2 separate regions of the Homo sapiens genome follow, and region 1 is linked to region 2. Evidence: read pairs that join two places in POLR2A ChIA-PET (ENCODE). Cell type or tissue: A673. All regions are shown on one strand.

Region 1 (5,000 bases), 1.3 Mb after region 2:
TGAGGCAGAGGTAGGATTTCAACCCAGGCAGCAGAATCAATGTGGTGCCCACAACATACACGGCGACAATGTAGCCCACAGCACTTAGTGCACTGAGAGATAGTTGGGAGGGGAGTGCCCTCCTAACCTCAACCCAGTGAGAGAACCTTCACCTGACCTTGCACAGAGCTCAGGGCACCTGTAGCTGGGCCTCCATGGACCAGCCTCGCTCCCTATGGCTGAGCATCTGGGAAGTCTCTTCACTCCTCCCCTTCAATGGTGGGTCAGAAGTGGCTGAACTTCCCTCTAACACAAGGACCAGACATGAGCTTGCAGTAAGAATATGGTCTGGCTCATTTTAGAAGAGATTCTTCCAAGATGGCGGCCTACAGCCAGAGAGGACCCTGGTGGTAAGAGGCTGTGATGTGAACCATTGGAGGTAGAAACTGAGGCTATGTCAGGAGCAGCCAGGGGCAAGAGAAACACTGCCTGACATTCTGGAGTTGCTGTTGAACACCCCGAGCAAGGGAGTCTCCAGAAAACCCATATAAGTGCCCACAAGAGAGAGCCAGCTCCACAAACCTCCCAGGTCTGCAAAGCATGGGGTCAGATTATTCTAGTACCAGCCAAATAAGAACTCTCTATCCCTTACCTCTCTTCCTTCCTCCTGCTTCCAGCCCCAAAGGAAGAGAGGTTTAAAGAGACAAGCTGGCCACTACTACTCTCCTTCCTAGACCAGAGGTCTGAAGACAGAGATATGACTGAAAAGGACCACAAGGCTTTTTATTACCAAAAATTGCCAGAAATGTCATGCCTTTGTTTTCATATAGGGGAAGGAAAAATCCCCACAGACACTTTAGAATGGACTTTCATGATTATATGCAAAGAATCATGAATGTTTCATTTCTAACAATATTTTCTCCACCATATCCTGAGGCCGTAGGAATTCATGGAGCTAGACTCATGGAAATTGCAACACTTGGCAATAGATTGAAAGATAGTGGATGAGAATACACCCCTCTCTCTGGCCCTCTGCATTATGATATTTCTGACATACACCATGATTCAGGAAACGATCTGACAGATGGGCCAAGTGGGGCACTAGTGACAATCAATACACCAGCTACCTAGTACCCAAGCTGTTTCTTTCTGAATTTTTGGATTAAGAGTAAATAGAATGTCTAACACTTCCTGGACCCCAATATAACATCCACGAACCTTATTTTGAAAATTCACTGGTGAACTCTTACAGGTTCTTAAGCAAAAGAGAAATATGATAAAATCTGGGCTTTAGCTTGACCTTGGAGACTTGGAAACTAGGAGCAGGAAGGCATAGAAGGAGCTGATGGGGGAGAGAAAGGGATCATGGCAGAGGAGATGGACAGAGTTTGCTAACTCTGATTCAGATGCTCAAGGGGCTCTGAGAGGGAGGCTCACTGACAAGCAGTCACCCTTTCCAGAACATCCTAAATAACAGTGACTGCCCCTCTCACAGAAACACAGGACAGTCTACATCCATCAGTCAGAAGGCTGGGCATGGTGACTCACACCTGTAATTCCAGTAATTTGGGAGGCCAAGGTAGAAGAATCACTTGAGCCCAGTAGTTCAAGAGCAGCCTGCACAACACAGTGAGATCCCACCTCTACAAAAAACTTTTAAAAAATTAACCAGGCATGGTGATGTGTGTCTGTAGTCCCAGCTACTCAGAGGATGAGGTGGAAGGATCAGTTGAGCCCACAAGGTGGAGGCGGCAGTGAGCTGTGATTGTGCCACTGTACACAGCGGCACTGTACACAGCCTTGGTGGTGGAGTAAGACCTAATCTAAAAAAAAAAAAAAAAAAAAAGAAAGAAAGAAAAGAAAAGAAAAAGAGAGGGACAGAAAAGGAAATAGCAGAGCAGGTCAAGCCAGTCAAGCCAAGCCTGACCTGGCCCACCTACAGCACAATCAGATAAGTCAGAGGGTTTACCCACACTCCGTTCTTTCTCCCTGTCACAAGCAAATGAGAAAGGGGAAGGGTGGGGGCATGCTAGGATTGATGAATGGGGCAACCAAGCCCAGCTCTCCACTGGCTGGAAATTAGGGCCACCCCAGGAAACTCAAAAGCCAAGGAAGAAGGCAGAAGAAAAAGCTAAGGAGGAAGATTGCTCCTCAAGAGTTCATGAGAAGGAAGGCATGTGACAGCTTTGTGACCCATTCTCCATCTTCACCTCAGGACCTTTCTACTGAAAAGACCCTTTCAGACAATCTGTCCAGAAACAAACACATCAAAAGCACAAATAATAAGTGAAGTGACTTTAGGAGATGAGGAATCATGCTAGTTCCTGGAGAGATAAATGGTGGCAGGTGTGGGAGCCAGCTTAGGTCCATGTTGGAACCTTAACTCACTTCTGAGCCATGAGATTTGGGCAGGGTGCTTAAATTCTCCAGTTTTTAGTGTCTTCTTCTGAACAATCGTGTCGATCACCACTGCCTCAGAGACTTGATTTACAGATGAAATGAGGGCCGGGTGCAGTGTTTCACGCATGTAATCCCAGCAGTTTGGGAGGCCAAGGCAGGTGGATCACCTGAGGCCAGGAGTTCGAGACCAGCCTGACTAACATGATGAGACTCCATTTCTACTAAAAATACGAAAAATTAGCCAGGTGTGGAGGTGCATGTCTGTAATCCCAGCTACTCAGGAGGCTGAGGCAAGATAATTGCTTGAACTCGGGAGTTGGAGGTTGCAGTAAGCCGAGATTGTGCCATTTTGCACTCCAGCTTGGGCAACAAGAGCAAAACTCCATCTCAAAAAAAGAAAGGAAGGAAGGAAGGAAGGAAGGAAGGAAGGAAGGAAGGAAGGAAATGAAATGAGATGATACAAGTGATAGGTCCAGCACAGGATCTCATGCACAAGAGGTTATCAAGGACTTAAATATTATTTTCCAGGGTCCACAATATGTTACAAATATTTTCTTCTCATCTGTCACTTGTCTTTTTTTTTTTTTTTTTTTTTGAGACGGAGTCTCACTCTGTCGCCCAGGCTGGAGTGCAGTGGCGGGATCTCGGCTCACTGCAAGCTCCGCCTCCCGGGTTCACGCCATTCTCCTGCCTCAGCCTCCCAAGTAGCTGGGACTACAGGCGCCCGCCACTACGCCCGGCTAATTTTTTGTATTTTTAGTAGAGACGGGGTTTCACCGTTTTAGCCGGGATCGTCTCGATCTCCTGACCTCGTGATCCGCCCGCCTCGGCCTCCCAAAGTGCTGGGATTACAGGCGTGAGCCACCGCGCCCAGCCTGTCACTTGTCTTTATATTTTGTTTGTATGCTTATTTGTCATACAGAAGTTTTGTTTTTTGTTATTACTATTTTTTTTTTAATTAGAGACAGGTTCTTGCTCTGTCACCCAGGCTGGAGTGCAGTGATGTAATCATAGCTCGTTGCAACCTTGAACTCCTGTACTCAAATGATCTTCCTGCATCAGCTTCCCAAGTAGCTGGGACTACAGGCACATGTCACCATGCCTAAGTTTTTAACTTTCAGGAAGAGATGGTGTCTGGCTATGTTGTCCAGGCTGGTCTCAAACTCCTGGGCTCAAGTGATCCTCCTGTCTCAGTCTCCCAAAGTGCTGGGATTATAGGCATGAGCCACTGTGCCTCGCCAAGTTAATGTAGATTCATACTTTTCTGGATTGCTAAGATTTTTAATCAGGTGTTGGTATTAAATTTAATTAAATACCTTGTCAACATTTATTCAGATGATCATATTTTTTTTCTCCATAAATCTATTGCTGGAAAAGATGGCAATAGATTCACTTCTTCCTCCCTTCCTTCCTTCTTTCCTTCCTTCCTCTCTCTCTCTCTCTCCCTCTTCCTTCCTCCCTCCCTCCCCCTTTCTTCCTTTCTTCTTTCTTTTTCTTTCTTTCTTTCTTTCTTTCTTTCTTTCTTTCTTTCTTTCTTTCTTTTCTTCCTTTCTTCCTTTCTTTCCTTTCTTTCCTTTCTTTCTTTTTTTTCCAGACAGTCTTACTCTGTTGCCCAGGCTGTAGTGCAGTGGTGTGATCTCAGCTCACTGCAACCTCCACCTCCTGGGGTCAAGCAATTCTTGTGCCTCAGCCTCCCAACTTGCTAGGATTACAGGTGCATGCCACCATGCCCAGTTAATTTTTGTATTTTTGTATTTTTTTTTTTTTAGTAGAGTTTGGGTTTTGCCATATTGCCCAGGCTGGTCTCAAACTCCTGGGCTTAAGCAATCTGCCTGCCTTGGCCTCCCAAAGTACTGGGATTACAGGCGTGAGCCATGGCACCCAGCCTGTTAATGTCTTATTTAGGCTATTTGCATCTCTGCTCATAAATATATTGGCCTATCATTTTTTTCCCCTCTTCTTTTGCTTTTGTGTGCTCATCATCCTGTTTTATTACATTGGCAAGTAATGCTAGCCAAGTCAAATGAGCTGGGAAGTTTCCCATCTTTCTCTATGCTCTAAATACAATTTATAAAGTGTATGGAAAAGCTTAGAGGTTTTATATAGTTTGACTCAAAAATAGTCTGGTCTGCTATCTTTGTCTCAAGCTAGATGGAGCAAGCAGGAGAAAATATTTTAAAATACCCTTTAGATTTATTTTAGGGTTATTCGACTATTCAGGTTTTTTATTTCTTCCTGAGTTAATTTAAAAATTTTCCTTGGCCGGGCACAGAGCCTCTCACCTGTAAACCCAGCACTTTGGGAGGCCGAGGTGGGTGGATCACTTGAGGTCAGCAGTTCGAGACCAGCCTGGCCAACATGGCAAAACCCCATCTCTACTAAAAATACAAACATTAGCCAGGCATGGTGGCACACTCCTGTGGTCCCAGCTACTCAGGAGGCTGAGGCACGAGAATCACTTGGACCTGGGAGGTGGAGGTTGCAGTGAGCCGAGATTGCACCACCGCACTCCAGCCTGGGTGATAGAGTGAGACTCTGTCTCAAAACACATTTTTTTTTTCCCTGAAAAATCACCCATTTCATCTTTTTTATAGAACAAAGTTTTACTAAAATATAATTCA
Region 2 (5,000 bases):
GTTCTCACAGGCACAGAGTGGCCCAAAGGATCCAAAAATACGCGTAGGGTAAGTTCAGACTCTCCCAGATGCTCTGGTTGCTGCCGTGGGACTTGGAAGTTCCATATGCCCTTGAGCCTGACAGCTGCCATGTTCCCCCTCTCACCAGCTCGCATGCACCACACCTCAGTGAGGGGCTGGGAAGTCAAGTCAGGCATCTCCACTTTCCAAGAGTCAGTTGTCCCAGCCCATAGCAGATGGGCAATCCCAAGGATATTGCAACCTCTGCATCAAGATGTGCTAGGGACTTGGATCACAGGGGGTAACAGGCTGACCCTCAACAAGTCATACACTTTTTTTTTTTTTTTTTTGAGACAGAGTCTCACTCTGTCACCCAGGCTGGAGTGCAGTGGGGTGATCTCAGCTCACTGCAACCTCTACCTCCCAGGTTCAAGCAATTCTCTTGCTCAGCCTCCCGAGTAGCTGGGACTACAGGCACACGCCACCATGCCTGGCTAATTTTTGTATTTTTGGTAGAGAATTTTGTATTTTTGGTTTCTCCATGTTGGCCAGGGTGGGCTCAAACTCCTGACCTCAGGTGATCCGCCCACCTTAGCCTCCAAAAGTGCTGGGATTACAGGCATGAGCCACTGTATCCAGCCTCATGCACTCAGGCTAGGGTGAGGACAGCCACTGTTGCCAGGCCTTGACTAGAGATGCAGGTGCAAGGACCCCAACCCTTCTTACACCTGCACTCAGCTTCCTGCCAGGGTGGAGGATAATGGCAGTCTTGGGGGGAAGGGTTAGAGGAGGAGAGTGGCAGGACCTGGGTCGGGGAAGGTTGAAGGAACAGGTGGCCAAGAACTCTTCTCAGGCTGAGAAGTGAGAAGAAGGGCAGTGAGAAGGACAGCGCTTGAGCTGAAATGCTAAGTCCCTGGCACATGCTCGTTATCCCATCGTATTTCACTCACAAAACATAAATTCAGAGATAACGTAAGAATTTCAAGATAGCAGCTGCAGAGCACTAACCCATGAGCATGGAGCCCTTCTGAATGTGGGGCTCAGGGCAACTGCACTGACTGCAAGCCCAGGAAGCTAGCCCTGGGTCTACAACATTTCCCACGAGGAGGAGAAAATAGAAGGGGACTAAGAAGGAACACAAGGAGCCTCAATATGATTGAGGTAGGTATGGGGGCCAGGGGAACAGCAGAAAAATGGGCAGAAACAAATAGGCAGAACCTATAAAGAACCAGGCCCAGAGGGCAAGAGAACCATAGACTCATCTACAGTACAGTCTTCTCCTCGGAGGTCTACAGTGATGTCTACTTTCCCTACAAGCATTAAACGAAAATTGAGCCAATAGTTAGAAATTAGAGGCTGGGTGCAGTGGCTCACACCTGTAATCCCAGGACTTTGGGAGGCCAAGGCAGGCAGATTGCCTGAGGTCAGGAGTTTGAGACCATCCTGGCCAACATGGTAAGACCTCGTCTCTACTAAAAATACAAAAATTGGCTGGGCATGATGGTGGGCACATGTAATCCCAGCTACTCAGGAGGCTGAGGCAGGAGAATCACTTGAACCCAGGAGGCGGAGGTTGCAGTGAGCTGAGGTCACACCACTGCACTCCAGCCTGGGCGACAGAGTATAACTCAGTCAAAAAGAAAGAAAGAAAGAGAGGAAGAGAGAAAGAGAAAGAAAGAAGAATTATAAACATTCTCATAAAAACCAAGTTTTCTTTAAAAAAAAAAATCAAAATATTTATCAATGCGGTGTCCACATTCCTCCATGACCAAAATCAACCAGAGACAGCAGCAGCTGCTACCTTAGAAGGGACACATGCCCACAGTTGGACAGGCTTCCTGTGACTCACCCTACGCAATACCAAACCCAGCTTCACCTGTGTAGACTGCAGCCAGCCTATGGGCATGTGAGTTTGGAGCCTCGGGTCTGCATTGCATGTGCAATGCCGCAGAAGGTCAACCAGGAGGAGACCTAAAAATAGGTCATTGGATCTGGCAAGGAGGAAAGCATTGGTGATCTTAATGAGAACAATCTGAATGGAGTTTTGGGATGGAAGCCAGATGGCAGTGGGCGGATAAGTGAATGGGAGGTGATGAAGTTGAGCCAGCAAGGGTAGAGACTAATTTTTTCAGCATTTTTTTTTTGACAGAAAGGGCGGGGGGGTGATGGAAAAGGAGATTGAACCCACCCTGCTATCCCTATGCCTCCCTCATGCTCCTTCCCACACATCTTCTTTAACTAAATAAAGAAGGAAAGTAACATGAAATGAAGCAAGAGCTCTGTTTGAAATTTTACACATTAGAAAAAAATCGATTCAAGACCAGAAGTGGAAATTAACTAGGCTTTTACTATGTCCTATTATAAGTATCATACTCAGAGATCTCAATCATAAGTATTTATTACTGTTGGAATTGGTGGTTAGAAAAATAAAGTTAGGCTGCTTGAGACTAATTCATAGGTTTTAATTTTTTAAAGCCGCTTTAAAATTTTTATCCTATGACGACATCGTTTTTATGGCAAGTTTAAGGAAAAAAAAACCCTTTTTGTTTATATTGTGGAAAGAAAGCAGAGTTGCACAGTTTAGGAGCTATTCTGAAAACCCAGGAAACTATTTGACAGCCCTATGCATGTTTCAAAATAGCAGGTAAACTACTTAAATCCTAAGATGTTGTATAGAATAAGCAACATTCCTCCATTCGATTGTTGAATAAACGAATCTTAAAATAAATGATGACATCTGTTTCCACCTACTGCACTGTTGTTTGGATGTTTCGTGGGCTTGTTTGTTCATATAGAATGTAATTTGGAAGGCTGATATTTTATTATGAACATATTTAGGTTGGGGTTTAACAGGCTCTGCATTTTATGAAGGATCTAACTTGGTCAAATATTCCCTATCCCAAAAGTGGAACTTACCAGAATTATCAGGCCATAAGGCCTCTTGCTTGGTGCTACTGGAAATGCTCTTTGATTTGTTAACAGATTCTGAAAGGCGATTTAGATCAGGTTTTGGAATCCTTGCGAAGTAATCAGATTTTAACTTTGACTTCCTCCAGTCTGACAAAGTACAGGAAGTCTGCTCCCTCCCGCTGTGGCCTACTCTCACCAACTGTTTTGAATGTGTTCTGCAGACTTCACCAGGGGTTCAGGAGATATGGAGCTTTTAACATATATACTGTGTTGGTGTGATTTTATGACTTCTAGTGGATGTCAAGTATGTAAGAACACAAGCGATGCTTTTTTTTTAAAGGGAGAAAATTGTATAATTCTTTTATTCCCGTTTTTCATGAAGTCATATATGTCAGCCAGCCTTTGCTTAATAAACTGCTAGATGTCTTTAATAAAAAACTTTGAGCTGGTGTCTACAACTTTAAGTACCAACCTTTGACACTAATAAATACTTTCAGCCTCTACAGTAAGCTGATACTGGTCACACAGACTGTGTCTCTCTGAAATCCAAACTTGCAAGTCAGTGAGCCAGCTTCGTATACATACGTCCAACAACTGGCCCATTCTACACTCAGATGCAGGTGGTATCGGAAGTTGCATGGGTGAGTAGGCTGAGGGTATGAGGAGGGAAGGACTTGGTGGCAAACAGAGGAAATGGATGGGAAAGGGGCCAAGAGAATGGGAAAATGAGCCATTCTCATTGCCTTGTTTCTTATAATTCAACCACTCTTTAGCCACAAGAAATATAGATTCTGTCCCCACTTAATCATTGAAACTGTTATCTGCAAACCCAGTGGATTTTTCTTCAACCTTTATTCTCCTTAACACCTTGCAGAATGTGACAGTCATTTTTTAGGGGAAAAAATGTCCAATTTTTTTATAAAATCTCCTTCTCTCTGGGCTTATGTAGCACCAACTGTCTTGGTCCTCCTGCTATCAATACTTACCATCCTCCTTTCTAACCAGCCTTTCTCTTACCTCCAACATTTCATCCTTCCCAGACTCACCCGCACCCCACATGCATCCTTGTAGGTCTGGCTTCTCTACTCTTGCCCTTAGTGATCTCATCCGGTGTCCTGTTTTTGCTTGTCTCCTCCATACAGATGATCGCTAAATCATGTTATGTAGCCTCAGCTTCTTTGCCCAGTTATAGATCAATATCAATGACTAGTGAAAAGAGCTAAGAGATTGGAATTTAAATCAAATGATATCACATATGTGAAAACTCCAAGTGCTATACAGATGCCAAATATTATTCTCTGCCTTCCACAGCTTTCAAGCCACTTTCATTCTTCCTGATATCTTCCTGACATCTCCTAGGGGCCCTACCTTCCAGTTAAACAGGGGGAAAATTGTGGTGCCATCTTTGATTTTCCTCTCTCATTCATCTCATCCAACCAGTGCCTCTAAATACTACATATTTGCTAGTCTATTGCATCTTTCTTTTTTTTCCAACTCATCACACTCACCACTAAGCAAAATGGTCTTCTCCATGCCCATCTCCCATTATGGCACTTGACTCAGGCCTCAGTGAATCTCTATTGCTTACCAAAACCAGTACAAACTTTTCCACCCAGTATTGGAGCTTCTCCATTATATAGACCTTTTATGCCTCTGTGGTTTAGTGACTTGCCACTCTCCTATTCATTCACTATGCCCTAACCAAATAGGTTGATTTTCACTCTCCACAACCCCTCCAAACATTCCCATTCTGGACACTTGCTTGGGGCAGTCTCTCCAATGGAATGCCTTTCTGTCTTCTCCCGCTATCCTGTCTTCAAGGCAATATGGGTCTGGGTCCAGGCTCGAAAATAGACTCCCACTCTAGATGTTTCAAACACAGGGAATTTGATACAGTGAATTGATTTCCAAGGTGCTGGGAGGTTTGGAAGAGTAAATGGAAGAAACAGAGGGGTTAAAGGAGCAAGAAAAGAAGCCATAGCTAAAATTCCTTGGGCTGAAGTCCCTACATTCACACTTGCTGCTGTGAGGCTTGCCAGTTCTGGAGAGACAAAGGGACATGGCTGGAACTGCTGGAAAGCTGCTGCCTC

What was found. ChIA-PET counts read pairs that join two places held together with the same protein. Peaks named below come from ENCODE experiments on the same cell type or tissue, not always from the same donor. Only the 100,000 strongest peaks of a DNase experiment are listed, where the experiment ranks them.
Region 1: POLR2A ChIA-PET joins it to region 2 with 9 read pairs; 1 of 35 experiments calls an interaction of 5 or more read pairs at or near these places.

Annotation. Positions count from the first base shown.
Region 1 is chr4:25,493,798-25,498,797 of GRCh38, reverse strand. No RefSeq gene overlaps it. Among named protein-coding and RNA genes, the nearest start is that of ANAPC4, 120 kb to the right of the region's middle. In A673, no CTCF peak of the experiment used is centred here; a DNase peak (open chromatin) is centred at 2,837; H3K27ac peaks cover 3,517 bases.
Region 2 is chr4:26,836,736-26,841,735 of GRCh38, reverse strand. It overlaps a transcript of TBC1D19 not described here. Among named protein-coding and RNA genes, the nearest start is that of STIM2-AS1, 21 kb to the left of the region's middle. In A673, no CTCF peak of the experiment used is centred here; DNase peaks (open chromatin) are centred at 2,095, 3,095 and 3,555; H3K4me3 peaks cover 1,136 bases; H3K27ac peaks cover 3,970 bases.